Linked DNA regions of Mus musculus: region 2 is linked to region 1. The links are chromatin loops, found by intact Hi-C in ENCODE. Cell type or tissue: heart. All regions are shown on one strand. Each heading gives the region's core, and the rest is flanking DNA. Links, peaks and the distances in the headings are about the cores only.

What was found. A loop is a pair of places that touch in the nucleus more often than their neighbours do. Peaks named below come from ENCODE experiments on the same cell type or tissue, not always from the same donor. Only the 100,000 strongest peaks of a DNase experiment are listed, where the experiment ranks them.
Region 2: a loop joins it to region 1, with 2.0 times the contacts of the local background. A loop is called at or near these places in 4 of 42 quality-filtered maps.

Annotation. Positions count from the first base shown.
Region 1 is chr17:29,115,950-29,125,287 of GRCm38, forward strand. It overlaps Rab44 (RAB44, member RAS oncogene family), which reads left to right. Exons shown (of 14, transcript NM_001364848.1): 2 at 4,893-5,111. The coding sequence starts at 4,905. Among named protein-coding and RNA genes, the nearest start is that of Rab44, 6.4 kb to the left of the region's middle. In heart, for the core only: no CTCF peak of the experiment used is centred there; a DNase peak (open chromatin) is centred at 4,932; H3K27me3 peaks cover 406 bases.
Region 2 is chr17:29,164,616-29,173,953 of GRCm38, forward strand. Cpne5 (copine V) reads right to left here. Exons shown (of 21, transcript NM_153166.2): 12 at 8,710-8,785; 13 at 4,790-4,843; 14 at 2,103-2,164; 15 at 59-105. Among named protein-coding and RNA genes, the nearest start is that of Rab44, 55 kb to the left of the region's middle. In heart, for the core only: a CTCF peak has its summit at 4,767; DNase peaks (open chromatin) are centred at 2,989, 6,726, 7,686 and 8,738; H3K27ac peaks cover 1,415 bases; H3K27me3 peaks cover 416 bases.

The DNA.
Region 1 (9,338 bases), core at 739-8,738:
CTGCCCAGGAAGCACAGCTGGCCTGCATGTGGACAGCTCTGAAGTCTTTGTCCCATCCAGGGCTGCTTCCCTGGTGTGTCCGCTTCCTTACAGAGTCGTGGTTCCAGAAACGGCCCTGGGGAGGTCCGTCCTGGGTGAGACAGGCAGCCAGTTTCAAGGAGACTCACTCCTTCAGTTTCTGGTTGGCTCTGTGTGGAGCCCAGCTGTTACTTGGACGACTTTGAGCCTCATGCCCATCAGTGACATCATCACTGTTGTCAATGTGGCCTTTACCCAGCAGTCCCCGGGGACCCGACACCCAACTCGATCAGGGCCAACAAATATTTGCTAACTGCCAGCTGAATGCCAAGCACTGGTGTATAGTTTAGTAAAAGGTGATTCGAATTTGCAGGATAAACGAGTTGAAGACGTTTCTGAGAATGGAAATTGAGAAAGTGGAACCAGAAAGGGGGTACTCCTTGCTGGGGTGGCGTGGTTTTAACTTTAATTTTCTTGCTTGAGCCTCACATGATTCTGGTGGTAAATGTTACTCTGATTTTTGCTTTTCCTTAGCTTGTATGTGAGTGTGTATGTGTGTGTGTGTCTGTGAGCTTGTGAGCGTGAGTATGTCTCTGTGTGTGATTGCGTGTTTTAGAGAGCATGTGTGAGTATGTCTGTGAGTGTGTGAGAGTGTGTATGAGTGTATGTGTGTTGAGCATGTATGTGTGAATGTGTGTATGTGTGTGTGAATGTGTATGCATATGTAAGTGTGTATGAGTGTGTGTGGGCATGAGCGTGAACATGTGTTTAAGTATGTATGACTGTGTGTGTATGTGTGTGTGTGTGTGTGTGTGTGTGAGAGAGAGAGAGAGAGAGAGAGAGAGAGAGGCAAGGTCTCACTCTGTAGAATACGCTGGTCTTGAATGCACTGTGGTCTCTGTCTTAGCCTCCCAGGGATTATTGGCAGACATCACCACACCCAGATACTTGTCTGCTTCTAGTGAGGAAACTGAGTCACTGAGAGGGTGAGTGGGTTGCCTGAGGCTGCCTTACTGGAGAGAGCAGGGCCAGGAGGGAAAGAAGAGCTCCACCTGACTTCAGAGCTCGCTCCCCATAGAGCCTCCTTTCCCTTGACTCTAGGCCTCTACTGTTACCTGCCCTCAGCAGGTCTCTCCTTGACTGTATGTCCTTGAGGCTGGAGCTGCCCCCTAACAGTCATAAAGGGGAGGGGCTTTCCTCTTAGGGGGATGTTGTAGGGAGGTGGACAGTGGCTTTCTGGGTGTGGGTGAATGTGGCCAAGGAGGGGTACATGCCCCATCACTGTTTGGTGCAGTATAGGGGTGACACATGCAGAAAATACTGGTGACATTCAGGCGGCTGAATGCAAGGACTTTCTAGCCTTTTCCTAGAAATCTGCAGAACTGGGCTGATAGCAGTGACTGATATACCCTGGCGTCACTTGTCCCACTGACCAATATACTGTGAGACGGAGGCATTTGCCCCAGTTTACTTCTTATCCACGTGCCCCTCTGCACCCACACTCTCTGACGTCTGTGTGTTTACTGTAACAGTCGGAAGGCAGGTGACAGGATCACCCCTCCCCAGCAGATATCTTTGTGGACAGGGTCTTCCCATGCAGCCCTGGCTGGCCCCGAACTCACTGTGGAGACCAGGCTGCCACTGAACTCAGAGATCCTTCTGTCTCTACCTCTGGAGTGCTGGGATTAAAATGTGTGCTACCACGCCTGGCTCAATCAAAGTCTTAAAAGAGGGTCCCATCCTGACTCTAATGCCTTCAGCGTGCCGAGTGAACCCATGGGAAGTAATGGTTTCAGATATAACCTATGTTCACATTTCTGTAGTTGTTTCCTAAGTATATCTCAAAAAATCATTTATTTAAGTGTGTGTGTGTGTGTGTGTGTGTGTAGGTTAGTGAGGAGCCTACAGGGTCAGTTCTCTTATTTTACCATGTGTATTCTGAAGTTCAAACTCAAGGCATGCTTGGTGACAAGCGCTTTTATCTGCTGGGCCATCTCACCAGCATGCATGCGCATATATATATACATATACACATATATACACACACGCGTGTGTGTGTGTGTGTGTGTACATGCATGTGCATATGTGTTGAATGGGTATATGTGTCCATGTACACACATGCATGGGCCAAAGTGTGTTGCCTGCTGTGATCCTCCGTTTCTCTCTGTCCTTAAGAAAAGGAATCTGGTCTCAATTAGATGCTCATAGCTTTGGCTAGAGGGGCTGGCAGCCTCCCAGCGTCCACCTGCTTAACCCCCATCTTTGGGTCAGAGGCATGCAGTCCTTTCTGACTTTGTTATGTGGTGCCAGGTGTTTGAAGTCAGGACCTCAGGCCTGCACAGCTGGCGCTCTCCTCAGCTCTGGCCTTGTGAGTGATGGATGAGGTAGCGGGTGTGCGCCTCTGCACCTGGCTCCAGATCCCCCTTTCCCCTCCCTTTTTAGCTAGGGAACCCAGTTGGAGATTGTGTATCATCTCTAAGTTCATTTCTCTTCAGTCTCTTTTTCTTTCTTTCTTTCTTTCTTTCTTTCTTTCTTTCTTTCTTTCTTTCTTTCTTTCTTCCTTCCTTTCTCTATCTCTCTCTCCCTCTCCCTCTCTCCCTCCCTCCCTCCCTCCCTTCTTTCTTTCTTTCTTTATTTCTTTCTTCCTTCCTTTCTCTCTCTCCCTCTCCCTCTCTCCCTCCCTCCTTTCTTTCTTTCTTTCTTTCTTTCTTTCTTTCTTTCTTTCTTTCTTTCTTCCTTTCACCAGTATTGGTGTGTGTTGTGACTGTCCTTTGGCAGGGAGAGGCCCAGAGATGCCAGATCTGCTGCTGCCTGCAGCATAAGGCTGGACACACACACACAGACACACAGAGTGAACATTTTCATTAAACTTTAGGACTATACAGGGAATGAGGTTGCCTCCTTTGAGCTCTGTGCTGTTGTAGGGGATGGGGTGGGGGTGGGGCTCATCCAGGAGAGGATTTGCGACTGTCTCCTGTCCCTTAGATTGGCCACCATCCCTGCAGCAGACCCTCTGAGCTCCTCTCAGCCTGTAACCTTCCATCTTGAGCTCCGTTGGAATCTGCTTCCCCCTCCCAACCTTCCAATCCTTCTGCAAATCCTATACTCTTCCTCAAATACCACCAGCCTCCTCTCCACTCCGCTCATGTCCCGACACCCTGGGTATCAGTGTCTTCCACTTCACTAGTGCAAGGGGCCCAGCCTTAGTGTCCAGCTGGAAGCATGGGGGTGCCTGCAGAGAGGGCTTGGAAGTGGCTGGTGGCAGCCATGTGGGGATGGTGACTGAGACTGGAAAGTGTTAGCTAGATGGGGTGGTGCTTTGGGATGTAGGGAACTGGGATGGGAGGAAGTCTGGTGTTCAGGGAACCATCAGTGGGTCTCAAGTGGTTCCCACAGACGATGCGGACACTTGGAAGGAAGAAGAAGCTGTGTCATGTAGACCCTAAGAACGGGAGAGGCAGGGACACTTCCATTTGTGTTAAGGAGAGAAATGAGAGCCAGGGATCAGTGGGTAAGAGCGCATGGGGCACCAGCATAAGGACCAAAGTTCAAATCCCCAGCATGTATGTAAAAGCCAGGCATGGCCACATGTGCCTGTGAGCTCCCTCCCCCAACAGTAACAGAAGATCACTGGGGCTGACTTGCTGGCCAGTCTAGCCAGTTCTAGGTTCTTTGAGAGACCCCGTCTCAATGGAGTAAGGCAGACAGTGAGAATAGGGCATCTTGTGTCCTCCTCTGGCATCTGGGAACACACACACCATATATGCACACACATATATACACATACACACATACGTATATATACATACATACCTACATGGACACATACACACATACATACACACCCACATATACACATGTATACAGACATATATACACAAATATATATGCACACATATACACACATATACATACATATATACATGTACATACATATATACACATATATACATATGTATATACACACAAATATATATACATGTATACAACATATACATACACATATGCAAACATATGCACAAATACATATACATTCACATAATACACATTTTCACCACCCATACACTTATACACATACACCGATATGTACATATACACTCATACATACATATGGACACACACACATATATGTGTATATGTATATATATATACATATACATGCACACATATATACACATATATGCATATGCACAAATACATATACACACATACACACATGTACACATGCATATATAAATATATACAAATACATATACACATGTACACACATACACATATACACAAATACATATACACATATACACACATATACACAAATACATACATATACAAATATACACATAATATACATACATATACACACATGCATATACACAAATACATATACATGTACATATACACACATACACATAACACAACACACACACACATACAATGTATTGAAAGGGGGGAAAGATGGAGGGATGAGGCTGAGGAGGGAACAGTAGAGCTTAAGATCAGTTACTCTGATGCTGTTGGAGTCCAGAACCTGAGCTGGAGCAAGGACAGCAGGAGTTGTCCAGGAGCAATTCTGCCTCCAGACAGCAAAATCCCAAAGATTCGAAGGCAGGACCTTCCTGTCTTGTGTTCCTCCTGCAGCTGTCAGTGCAGGCTTCCAGACTGGCACAGAGACTGGAGGAGTTAGGCGAAGAGCTCAGAAGGCAGCTGGAAGTGAAGGGGGTCTTCCACAGGGCAGGGGCTTGAGCAGGTGGATGTGGACCAGGCTATGCAGGGGCTCTGTCAGCCATGGAAGGATGGGGACACTGGCTGTGCTCAGTAGCTGGGGAACGGGGATGGATTCAGTGGTTCATCACCCTTTTCTCCTCTGTCCCCAGGCCTGAGGCACAATGGAGAAAGGAAAGGGAGTGTCCAGAAAAGGCCGGAAGCTGGCATCCAGCCGGCGGAGGCAGGCACGAGAGCCAGCTGACGGTCAGGATGCCCCCGTGGCCGCGGAGGCTGAGTCCTGGCCCTCTGATGCTGATGCGGAGCTTCAGGGCTTCTTCCAGGACTGTGGAGCCAAGGAAAGGGGCTTTGTTACCCGGGAGGATCTGGCGGTGAGCATGGGGCCCTGGAATCACACCTGGAATCCTTTCGTGCAGATTCTTGAATTTTCCTATTCTAAGGCTTAGCTTGCTTGCTTATTCCCTCCTGCATCCAAATTCACTCTCAGATAGTATTAAGAATTTGTTTATACCAACACATAGGTGACTGATGAGGCTTAAAATATTACCCTTTCCTGGAAACATTTGCATTTTAACAAAGGAGAGAACTTTGTGCCCCAGAAATAACTCAAATATAGTGATGTGTGAGTGTTTTAAAAGACTTATTATTACTACTATTATTATTACTATTATTATTATGAGACAGGGCCTCTCTATACAGCCCTGGATGTCTTGGAACTCATTGTACAGACCAGGCTGTCCTTGAACTCACAGAGTTCAGTCTCTGCCTACTATGCTTGGCTATTTCTATTTTTTTTTTCTTTTTTTTTTTCAATCCTTTTTTTTTTAATTAGGTATTTTCCTCATTTACATTTCCAATGCTATCCCAAAAGTCCCCCATACCCTCCTCCCCACTCCCCTACCCACCCACTCCCACTTTTTGGCCCTGGCGTTCCCCTGTACTGGGGCATATAAAGTTTGCGTGTCCAATGGGCCTCTCTTTCCAGTGATGGCCGACTAGGCCATCTTTTGATACATATGCAACTAGAGTCAAGAGCTCCGGGGTACTGGTTAGTTCATAATGTTGTTCCACCTATAGGGTTGCAGATCCCTTTAGCTCCTTGGATACTTTCTCTAGCTCCTCCATTGGGGGCCCTGTGATCCAACCAATAGCTGACTGTGAGTATCCACTCCTTCTATTTCTATTATTTTTAATAGTGTGACACTGGGTAGGGGTGGCACACACCTTTAATTCCAGTGCTTAAGAGACAGAGGCAGGTGGATCTCTGTGAGTTGGAGGCCAGCCTGGGTTACACAATGAAACCCTGTCTCACCCCTGCTCCCAAACCCCCAATAATGTGCATACGTATGGACTTGTGTACAGTGATACATAGGTACCACAGAGTCCAGAAGACGGTCCTGGAGTTACATGCAGCTGTAAGCCACCTGACATGGGTGCTGGGAACCAAACATGGGTTCTCTGTATGAATAGTATGCACTGCTAACTGCTGGGCCATCTTTCCAACCCTTGTGAGAGAGATTTTCGAGACAGGTCTCTCTATGTAGCACCGTTTGGTCTCAATTCTCTTGCTTCAGCCTCCCCAGTCCTGGGATGACCGGTAGGCTCACCACACTTGACTTGGGGTGTTTAGAACAGGGATATTCATCTTGGGGAACAGTCAGAGTACTAGGGACTGAAACAGGTTAATGAGTGTAAGTCTCCCGAGGGACCACAGTGTGGCTTTCAGTAAGAGGCTTTGGCCCGTGGTCCAGACCAACATGGCTGACGATTTCTTCTTATTTAGTGCAAAAGGGCATGCGGGGGTCTGCTGCTACTTCTAGGTGTCACTCCACATTCCATTTTGTCCTTTCCCTATCTGGACGGTTGCTATAGGGACCCAGGTATGGCTCAGTTGGTAACGCACTTGCCTACCATGCACAAGGCCCCAGGTTCAGTTCTTGCCACCAGATAAAGTGAGCATGGTAGCACATGTGACCCCAGCACTCAGGAGCTGGGGGCAGGAGGGTCATAAGTTTGAAGTCATCCCTTCTACATATCCATCTTGTGTGCAGGTGGGTGGGAGCATGCACGCCACAGTGCATGTGTGGAGGTCAGAGGGCAACCTGTATGAATTGGTTCTTTCCTTCCATGGGGTCAAACTCAGGTTGTTAGGCTCAGAGGCAAGCACCTTTACCTGGTGAGCCATCTCACCAGCCAAAGAAAGATCTTATCTAATTTATTACTAATTAACCAGGGATTATAGCGAAATGTCATGAGCAGGGCACAGAGCCCTTGAGCTCAGAGACTTGTAGGCAGTGAGGGTAACGTGGCTCGGTTCAATTTGAAAAGATGGCTAATGTCCAACAGGCCCTGAATCCTCGCCAGAAACTGACTTCATCTTTCCTAGATGAAACTTTCAAGTTAATGAGTGACTTCAGTATGTCTGGGACTTTTAAAAATAAGATGTGTGTGTATTCGTGCATGGGTGTGTTCTTGTGCGTGTGTGTTTCTGCCACTGTGCAGTTCAAGCTTCTGGCCAATTCTCCTGTCTTTGTCTCCCATCCTGAAGTGTTGGGATTACAGGCGAGTCACCCAAATCTAGCCTTTAACATGGTGTTTGAAGATCAAACTCAGGCTTGCTTGGTAGTATGTGAAAGACTATTTCAGGGGAGCTGCAACATACACATGTACACACACACAACCACACATACATATGTATTCCACAAGCACACACACATGCATATGTACAGCACACATATATACATGCACATTCCACACACACATCCCACACATATGCACATGCACACATTCAACACACACACAATCACACATGCACACACACAGAGCTACTGGCTGTATGCAGAGAATCCATGACAGACCAAGGTCCAAATAGTTGAACCAATGAGTTTTTATTGGGGTTCCTAACAGGAGTAGGGGCGCAGAGTTACAGAAGCAGGATGGCCCAGAAGCAGCTGTATTATCAGAGTGCCCCACCCTAACTCGCAGTAATTCTGGAGCACTGCATAGTTTACAGGCAGTGCAAGAATCTCCTCTCTGCCTGGGGCTGGTCAGTGTCTCCTCCCACACAGGTTGTTTACTTATTCTATAAATCTGGGAAGGCTCCCTCCAGAGCCCTGCAAGCTTCAGCTTCCCTACACACGTGACTTCTGCTAGAAGAGTCTCCTGACTCCCTCTGTCTACTGGCAGGAATGTTTCGATTCAGAGGCAATTGCTTCACAACACACAGCGAGAACTTTTACCCTACTAAGCTGTCTCCTGGCCTGAGACTGGACCTTTTCATCAATGAGACTAGTTTGGTCTACATATCAAGTTCCAGGCTAGCCAGGGCTTCAGAGTGAGATCCTGTCTCAAAAACCAAAAAGAAGACAGTGAGATATGACCAGTCCATTCCCCTGGTACGGACAGTTCATGGCTGTTTTCCACCTCTGGATGGTCATGCAATCATAGAGTATGATCTTACCTTTTTGACTTAGTCTCAAGTCTCAGATAATTTTTCTTGTCATTATAAATAATTTCGCTGGGCATGGTGGTGCACAGCTTTAATCCCAGCACTCGGGAAGCAGAGGCAGGCGGATTTCTGAGTTTGAGGCTAGCCTGGTCTACAAAGTGAGTTCCAGGACAGCCAGGGCTGTACAGAGAAACCCTGTCTCAAAAAACCAAAAAAAAAAAAAAAAAAAAAAAAAAACCAAACAAAAAAATTTCCCTGTTTCTTGATGTATGAAAGACTTTGGTTCTTTCTTTCTTTCTTTTCTTGCTTTCTTTTTTTTTTTAAAGATTTTATTATATATATACACACACACATACATACACACACATATGAGTACACTGTAGCGGTCTTCAGAGACACCAGATCCCGTTACAGATGGTTGTGAGCCACCATGTGGTTGCTGGGAATTGAACTCAGGACCTCTGGAAGAGCAGTCAATGCTCTTAACCGCTGAGCCATCTCTCCAGCCCCGATTTGGGTTATTTCTAAAGGTGAAGCCTGGGTGTAGATTAAACCCATGGGACTTCTTGGATTTAATATATAAAATCATCCCTTAGGCCAAAACTAGTTCCTGTCTAGAAATTACACATGGAATTTGGAAATTCAAAATAGGTTCAACTTCCCTCCCCCCAACCCTCACAGTGGTTTTCTGTGTAGTCCTGGTTGTCTGGGAACTCACTCTGTAGACCAGGCTAGCCTTGAACACATAGAATCCACTGTCCTCAGCCTCCCGAGTGCTGGGATTAAAGGTGTAAGCCAACATGTGTTTGGCATAAGGGTTGAGAGTTTTTGTTTTTTTTTTTTTTTGTTTTTTTTTTTTTTTTTAAATTAAGATTTATTTATTTATTATATGTAAGTACATTGTAGCTGTCCTCAGACACTCCAGAAGAGGGAGTCAGATCTCGCCACGGATGGCTGTGAGCCACCATGTGGTTGCTGGGATTTGAACTCTGGACCTTCGGAAGAGCAGTCGGGTGCTCTAACCCACTGAGCCATCTCACCAGCCCAAGTTTTTGTTTTTTTTAAAGATTTATTTATTTATTATATGTAAATACACTGTAGCTGTCTTCAGACACACCAGAAGAGATCTCATTACGTCAGATCTCATTAC
Region 2 (9,338 bases), core at 862-8,861, 49 kb after region 1:
GCCAAGCTGTCCATCACAACCCAGAGACGCACACTCTGCCCGCTCCTGCCGCACTCACCATTAGAGGCAGTGAAGTCAATGGCCACGGTGAAGTTGATCTGCGTCCTAAAGAGGAGAAGACCTGGAGTCACCTGGGGATGGGGGCAGGGGCGGGCAAGGCAGGGAAAGCCACTAGGCACCCGTGTTTGTCATGCCTGTGGCTTCAGTGAAGTCACTTGTGTGCAAGCTCTGTGAAGCTGAGACAGTTGCCACCAGCCGTGACCCTCTGCAGGGCCTCTGCGGGCATCGGAGGGGTGCATTCCAGAATACAAGGGGTGGGGGTGGGGCTGATTATGTTGTGTGAGCACGCACGGCCGGCTGTCCCTTTCTCTCTGAACTTGGCCTCCTTTGTGCCCAACCTCCTTTGAGCAGGTGAGGTCAGGGCTCACTGGGTTTCTGGTTCAAATTCAGATTAATGGTTAAAACATGACAGAGTCAAAATCCACGCTAAGCACCTTGAGAGGGAAGAACAGGATACTACCCACAATGCTGTCTGGCCCAAAACCCAACCCAGAACCTGAGCTTCTACAGCTCTACCCTAGTTCTTTCTCTTTGTTTTCTTTTTCACTTAGTTTTGAGATGGGGATTCGGTGTGCAGCTCTGGCTAGCTTAGAACTTGCTATGTTACCAGGCTGGTCTTGAACTCATGAAAAGCCTTCCACCTTTGCCTTTCGATTGCTTGGATTAAAGGTTGCACCACTACACCCAGTCTCTAAGTCGACAGAAAATACAGGTGACAGGGAGAACGTCTGGCCCAGGAATCTCATTTTTATTCCTTTTTGGTTCAGCCGGCAGGGGAGGGAAGCCAGGATGCCTCCTGCCGGGACACACTCCCTCTGCTCCTGAACGTGCCTGTGGTTTTAGCAGCCCCTTGCCTCCATCATGGCCATCCCATGATCAGCTTTTATCGTATCCAGCCCCACTGGGACACAGCCTAGGAGGCTAGCATTACTAATCAGCCAGGAACAATAGGAGCCGGGACAGCACTCAGGTGGTGCAGAATGGAGATAAGGTCTCAGTCCCGCCCGCTATGTAAATCAGGAGTGCTATGCAAATGAGATGGAGAGCAAAATGTGGCTTGTTTGAAGATTGCCAGGTGCTAGGAAGATGAAGGTTGGCTGCTTAATGGAATATAGAAGAGAGGTTTGGGGCATTTTTTTTTTCTTCTTTAATGCAGAAAGGCTAGAGGAGGCCTTTGGATACCCAGAGGGTGTGTGTATCTGGGTATCCAAAGGCCTCCTCTAGCCTCTCTGCATGGATCCACTATGGCTGCCTTTGCAGAGCTGGGGGCACAGCTCAGGGGTACAGCACTTTTCTTGCATTAAAGAAAGAAAGAAAAAAAAAAGCCTCAAACCTCTCCTGCCGGGCTGGGATGCGCCCTGGGTAGCTGCCCTGCCTGGCTCCTCTCAGGCAGGGGCAGTCATCCCTCACCTGCACCTGTGGGCTCTCGGCTGCCCACGCCCTGACCTGGCAGCCGCCTGCAGGGAGTGTACCAGGGAGGCCCCTCTTTGGAATCGGGCCATTTCTAGTAAGCTCTTGGCTGAGGCAGCCTGGCTGTGCTGCCTGTCATGGCCTGGAGGTCACCCCTCTGCAGTTCCTTTTGCTCTTTCAGCTTGGGGTTGGACACCTGCTGTCCCTGGGACTGTCCCCTAATGTCCCTCCCGACAGGTTCCTTGCCCCACACTTAAACTCTGGCAGGAGCGATACTCACAGAAAGAACATGACTCACCCACAGTAACTCAGGAAATTCAAGGCAAACAGGGACCTAGAACCTGCATCTCCTGATGCCTGTGCAGAGCACTTTCTACCTCCCACTCCTTGGCTCTGTCACAAGAGCTCCTACCTCCACCAGGGCCTCTCTCTGCTCAGGAATTCCACATGACCCAGGCAGGTGTCCTGGGCTTGGAATCCAGAGGTAGGCAGAGTTCTCAGCTCTAAGGTGGAGTCTCCTGGGAGCCCAGTGTTGGGCTCCAGTTGGGGCCTTGTGGGGCACGCTCTGGTTACATGGTATGGAGCCCTGCCCTCTCCCTGGGGCTGGGGAGGCCAGGCCCTGTTTCTCTCACCCTCCTTTGATGTAATCCAGGAAGGTACTCTCTGACTCTACCGCAAAGGAAAGCAGGGTGACCTGGGAAAAAAAGGGAGTGTGGTTAGTGGAGAGCCCAGGGGATGGCCAGGATCCGATGGCACACTCTGCCTGTGGGCCGTTTTCAGGGACTGGTTTCCCTAGTGCCTGTGGCCATCCCACGGAGGACGTTTATCTCCATTTTACAGCCAAGGAAACTGAGGTTCCAAGGCAGCTGCCAGGATGTGGCACAGTGGGAATATGAGCCTAGTAGGTCTGAATTCAGAACCTCCCTGACTTTCATGTCAAGACAGGGTCTCACCTAGCCCGAGCTGCCCTTGAACTCCTGTGTAGCCAAGGATGACATTGAGCCACATTTAACTTAACTTTGATAACCCAACTGCTGAAGCACAGGGCTCGGGGTAAGGGACCAGGCATCCTCCAAGTGAGCCCTGGGGAAACCCAGAGCCCTGGCCTGCAGTATGGAGGCCTGGGGAATCTTTCTGATGTAGATCCAGCCACCCGTCCATGCCTGTGTCTCTGACTGGCATGGAGCCCACGCCTCTGTCTCTGAACTGTTCTCTTCTCTGGCCTTGCCTGTCATGCTCCCTTCCGGGGTGCTGTTCAGTCTCTACCCCTTCACCCCCAAGACCCTCTGAGTATCCCATCCTTTCCCCACAGGTGCCTCCTACTCAAGATTCCTCTTGACTTGAAGCCTCCTGCCTTCTGTGCCCCAAGGGACTGTGGCAATGGCTCTGCCCACTTAGGCAGCCTGCCGCAAAGAATTCTGGGCCACGGAGAGGAGGAAGAGCAAGGCACCTGAAGGGGGGGAGGGGCGGAGACCAAGGCCTCCCGGCTGGTGTGGTCTAAGTGTCAGCTCAGCTAAGCCAGCTGTGACAAAGCTGAAGTCCCTCAACAAGAAGGTCTGTGTGCAGTGGTCCCGGAGAGCCACACCCAGGGGCACGGTGTGCCAAGCACCTGAGAGGCCACTGAACCTCCTCCCAGGGGTGGTGGCTCAGCCAACCAGAAAGAGCTGCAGCAACAGCCCAGGTGGAGCCTCTGAAGAAGACACCAGAGTTTCTCACCCTGTCCAGCTGCCCAGCCCCAACGCTGGCCAGTGCGAGCTTCTGAGTCTTCAGGTCTGAGCAATGGATCTTTGGGGAACTTTGTTTAACTCTTCCCATGAGTGCCCCCGCAGCAGGGATGGCCCCACCCCACCCCAGGCCCTGGGAGGCCTGTGCTGTTCCTAGCTCCGTGTGGGGCCTGGAATAGATCCCTTCTCTTCATTGCTAGGAAGGCTGGTCAAAAGGAATGGTTTCGAGACCTTTTTCATTTTGGTTGCACATCTAAAGAACTGCCATTCTGGGGAGGTCCTGCCTCCTCTGGGGCACTTAGGATGTGTGTTTGGGGTGGGGGGGGGGGAATTACCCAGGTCTAATGGCAAAGACTGGGCGTGCTTCTATTGTGAATGGGGAAGGCCTGTGAGCACAGGGCACTGCCCAAACAAATGCTGTTTCTACCTGGGGGACACTGCAGTCAGGGACATCAGCGCATCCAAGTCCCCGAGTGTGAAGAAGCCCCACACAGAAGAGTCTTGATTGGAAGGAGCGGTACACAGGAGAGTCTTGGTTCATTTCTCCCACACATGAGCGGAGTATGGGACAATCAGAGGCCTACCTTCCATAGGTCTGTCACCACCCCCAGTGCTGGCTCCATTTTACATGTGGGGTTGCTCCAAGGAGGATGGGATTCGGGGAGAGAACTCTTCTGAGCCTAGTGACTACATTACCTGACAGAGACATCTCTCTCAGGAATAAGGGTCAGAGGAGGGAAAGAGGGCACAAACCCAGGTACATTTGCATAGCAAATATACGGACCCATTCTAGAATAGACAACAGAGAAAGCCCAGATCTCTCATGTTGAACATGGGAACAGAGAGCTCCGTGCAGTGTGGTCATGCAGCATGGCTCACCAGAACAAGGTGGCCCTCCTCCCGGCCCCAGGGCTTCTCCAACACCAGTAACCACATCTACAGCTGCCCCCAGGGCCTTTGCATATGCTGTTTTTGAGGGCTGGGTCCCTTTATTCTGTATTTATTCTGTATTCTATATTTATTATGTATTCTCAATATCTGATCCATTCTGTTTCACCTTCCCCCACAGCTCTTGAAATCATTTCACTGATGTGTGTGCAGGTACTAAAGAACCCTCTGCCTCCCCTGTTATAAGCACCAGGGACCTGGGTCTTCCGTTTCCTGCCTGTGTCATTTGCCCGTATGGTTCTGCTGAGAGCCCAGCACATATTTGCTGAATGTTAGAATGTCCAGCCCACCAGCCCTCACAAATCAAGGACCAAAGTGGTCTCTGGTGGTAACAGTTACTCAGCGGCAGTGCCTGCTGCTGCCCACGCAGGATGAAAGGTGGAGTTGACTCCTGCATGACTCTTCGCTGTCTAACCTTGACTGAGTCACTTCCCTGCTCCTCTCCATGATAGTGGATGCCAGTGTGGCCTCTCACAGTGCCCAGTTCCTGGGGATTCCCCACATGCACACCCGCTTTTCCTTCCTGCAGAGATTCCCTGAGGCTGATGGTTCTCTGCTACCCACTCACCTAGATGGGACCCCTGCCCTTCAGCCTGGCTTTTGGCTCAGGGCAATGCCCCTCCATTGCGACAGGGGGCGCTACTCACCGTGCCAGAATTCACGTATTTCTTTTTCTTCATTTTCTTTTTTGGATTTATCACCTGTAGGGAAAAGTAACCACTGTTTGAAAGCAGTCGGGACAGTTTCGGGGCTCCCAGCAGACCTGGGTGTGGCTTGGGCATCAGCCCAGCAGGGTACGGGTGTGACCGCAGCTTGGGAAGGGCTTTGCCAGGCTTTGTGAGATGCTGGCACTTGGGCATCCTCATTAACCCTGAGTCCCAGTATCCATCACACTGAGACAGTTTCTTTAGCTTTGTCTCCCAATACCCTTAAACCTGCCAGAGCAACCAGGTGTTGCAAGACAACTCTGCCCACGCCTGCCTGTGCTGGCTGGGCCGCTCTTTTACCCCCTACACATTTGCAGTCCTGCCTTCCCCATTCTCCTTGGGGCTCCCACTCAGGGGTGCCCTGAGCCTATGAGCCTGGCTCTGGGCCACCCTGACCCACAGTAGGAAGCTTCCAAACCAAACCTGCTCGTCCCATGACAAGGCTCCGCACAGTAGGCTCTGTAAAGACTCAGGATGTCTCTGTCCCCCCACTAGTGACAACAGTGGGTGACACCCTTCACCCCTGACATCTAGTAAAGTCTGTAGGTGGTTGTCACCACTCGGGGAGCGGGTGGGAGGTCAAGACGCTGCCTCAGAGCAGTGACCCAGCTGTAGTTGTGGTTACTGGTGTTGGAGAAGCCCTGGGGCTGGGAGGAGGGCCACCTTGTCCTGGTGAGCCATGCTGCACGGAGCTCTCTGTTCCCAGGCTCAACACGAGAGATCTGGGCTTTCTCTGGTGTGCAATCAACAGAGCCAGGCTGTTCTCAAACTCTTATCCCCTCTCCCACATGGCATATCCCACGTGCCTCTCTTGGGGATCTTTCCTATGTCTTTTTATTTGTTGTTTTTTCAAGACGGCATTCCCTACATAGCTCTGGCTGGCCTGGAACTTGCTCTGTAGACCAGGCTGGCCTTGAACTCGGAGATCCACCATCTGCCTCTGCCTCTCAAGTGCTAGGATTAAAGGCGTGCGCCACCAGCTTCCTGTCTTCCCTCCCTATGTCTTTAACTGCAGTTTCTTCGGTCTAACAAGGATTGATGCCCACTTCAGAGACGAAGGGAACCAGGACACAGAGATGCCAGGCGATTTGCTTAAGTCACACAGCCATCTGGGTAGACACAGGAAGAGAAACCTGTCTCCAGGCCAGCGGTGCATACGTACAGAGCTGTCACCCGTGATGGATGAGTGACAAGTTCAAATGGGAGGGCTGGCATCATGCTCAGGTGGGGACTGAGGCTGGGTCTGAGATGCTGAACATCCTAGAAGTGCCTCTCTAGCCATGGGGCAGCCTTCTCTAATACCACCTGGCTGCCAGGCAGAAGGGCAGAGTTGCAGACTCAACATTAATGTTTACCCAGCTGAGCTTATTCGGGGTTTGGAACAAAATGTACCTCCGACCCCTGCTTCACGGTTCCCTGCAGCAGAGTGGAGCGAGCAGAACACGGTTTAGGGGTGTAGATTTCTTTATAGTACCTCTTAGACTCATTTTGGTTTGCTTTCTATTGTTGAGACAGGGGTCTCACCGTGTAGTCTAGGCTGGCCTTGAGGTCACATTCCCCTGCTTCTGCTTTCTGAGTGGTGGGGACCACAGATACACACAACCGTGCCTGACACATTTCTTTGAAGCCTTTGGCATTATCTTTAAATTAACGTGTAGTCAGTCACACTTCCGCTCTCTGAACCTACTCTTTTTTTTTTTTTTTTATGTTAAAGCAACCGTTGGCGTCAGATCTGAGCGAAGTGGACAGTGAGTTAGCACCCTGTCTGCTCTGAGCTCTCCTGGGATTTCCTAGAACCTCCCTCATCCTAGCCTCTCTAGCTACAAGTGACTGTCAGGCTTCACACAGGGCCACAGCACCCCCTAGGGACGCTACAAGGAACTGGCCCGCTCCACTAGGCGGCTACCTTTCCCCATGTCTGAAATCTGGTTTCCTGTGCACCAGGCTGCTGGGAATGCAGAATGAACCGGCCCACCTCTGAGGGTCTCATGGTCATGGAAAGGCCCCAGGCACAACCTCGGGAAGAAGAGTGTGCCTGTAGAGACTTGCAAAGGTGATGACTTCCTTGAGGGGACATTTGAGAAAGCCTCTGGGGACCATATTGATCAGAAGTGGGACCATATTGACTCAGTAGAGTCCTTGGGGAGGCAGCAGCTTCAGTGCTCGGGGCCCAGACAGACATGAGCCGTGCCTCTCTTCACAGAAGGAGCACACTCCCCTCTGTAGGCCCGTGGGGCTCAGGTGTGGTGACAATGGGGTCAGGTTAATACTCAGTGCCAGCTTAAGTGGAGATCTGCCTTAACATTAGAGAGTGGGGGTGTGGGGTGAAGTTCATTTCAAGGCAACACGGAGCCACACCCAGAGCATTCTGGTCACTGTGGAGGTTAGAAGAGACTAGAATCCTATTGCAAAGCCCCACACCCTGCAGAGGATGGTGGGAGCTCAGGAGGTGGGGGGGGGGTGTGCTGTTGGGGATCACTGGAGGGGTTGGAGACTGGAGGCTTGTCTGGGGCTGTCAGAAGGACAGTAGGACTTGAAGAGGCTCAGCGTCTGAGTGATTCTTTAGCAGAGGCTGGGTCCCAGGAACAGCTGCTTTAAAAGTGTGTCCCGCCAGGGTGGCTTCAGGGTTGGAGGTGGGGTGTTGACTGGTGAGGACCTTTTTCACACTCCTGACTCTAGCAAGGGCTTCCTGGGCCCACTTGGCCTCCTGGTGACACCCCTTGGGTCCAAAGCTGCCCCCCCGGGGGTGGGGGCGGGGCGCCAGAAACGGAGGTGGTTTTCCCCTGGCTCAGGCAGCTCGTATCTTGTTGATTGCAAAGAGGCTGTCTGAGGAAACGGAAGGAAACCGGCCGCCCCATCTGTGCAGCTTCCGATTTCCATTTCACCCAAGACTTCACAGCCACTGGAAGCCAAACCCCAAGAGAGATAACTGCTCCACCCACTTCCCAAAGAAAGGTACAGTCTGCCTTGCCTGGGCTAGGGGACTCCTTCCCCAAAACCACTATGAAGGTCGGAAAGATAGTTCAGTGGTTAAGAGCACTGGCTACTCCTCCAGAGGACCACAAGCTTTGTCTGAAGACGTGGGGCCACTCTGGAGTTGGGACCTCAGGTCTTGGCTTGTTAGACATCTTTCCCTTCCTTCCTGGTGCTCTTCCTGTGGTGTGTGTTGGAGGTGTGTGTGTAGGGCCGGGGAATGGTGGTGTGTGTGTGGGGGAGGGGAGTGGCTATTAAATTACTTTTATAAAAATTTATTTATTTATTTTTATGTATGTGAGTACACTGTAGCTATACAGAGCTGTACAGATGGTTGTGAGCCTTCATGTGGTTGTTGGGAATTGAATTTTAGGACCTCTGCTCGCTCCAAGTCAACCCCTCTTGCTCCAGTCAGGCCTGCTGGTTCAGTTCCTGCTTTCTCTGGCCCAAAGATTTATTTATTATTATACATTATTATACACCAGAAGTGGGCGTCAGATCTCATTACGGATGGTTGTGAGCCACCCTGTGGGGGCTGGGATTTGAACTCAGGACCTTCAGAAGAGCAGTCAGTGCTCTTACCCGCTGAGCCATCTCGCCAGCCCGCACCCAGGACTTTCTTAAGGACCTATCAGAAGTGTTCTGCAAGGGGTGGAACTCAAGAACTTGGAAGTCAGATGACTTAGCGCTGTGTGTTTGTGTGGGGGTATGGTGTATGGTTGGGTGTGTGGTGTATGAGGTGTGTGGGGAGATCTGTGAAATGGAAACATGAAACCCACCTTGTGAGACAATCCGGAAATCCCTGGCCCCAACCCCTCTCAGAGCTCCTGGGTCCTTGCTGACCCAGCACCCCCATGAGGAGAGACCCCACCCCTGGAGCATCTTACCTCATAGATGTTGAACTGACTCTGGCCACGTGCCAGCTCCCGGTAGCTGGTGGTGAACTCCCCAATGAAGTCATGGCTGCAAGAGAAGATGCTGCTGAGGCTGGAGGCCCAGGGTACCGATGGATGTCGATGTCGCCCACTACAGCCTCTCCCAGACCTGCCCCGCCCCCATTCTGCCAGGGCCTCCACCCCAAGTCACAGAGTATGGGAAGGGAGCCGTGGACCAAGAAAGCCAGGCTACTTGACAGAATTCGGAGTCCCAGAGGAAGGAGCCACAGGTCTGCTTGGATTCTCATTTAAATGAGCAAGAGAAGGCATCTGGGGACAATCTCTGCAGAGGGAACGACTCTGGATGACAGTCAAGTACTGTTCAATGTCAGGTGGGATAACTGCATTGAGAGTTACGTGGCAGAAATGTGCTTATTTTTTTAGACATTTCTAATGAAATATTTAGGGGTAAATGCCACCGTGGAATCTCCTTTAAATTGCATTAGTAAAATATAGATAAGGTGATACAGTAAAATTTAACAATTGTCAAATTCAAGTGACTGGCTTAAAGGTATTCATTAGCTCCGCACTGCTGAGACAGTTTCCCCAAACAGGGCCTCACTACGTAGCCCTGGCTGTCC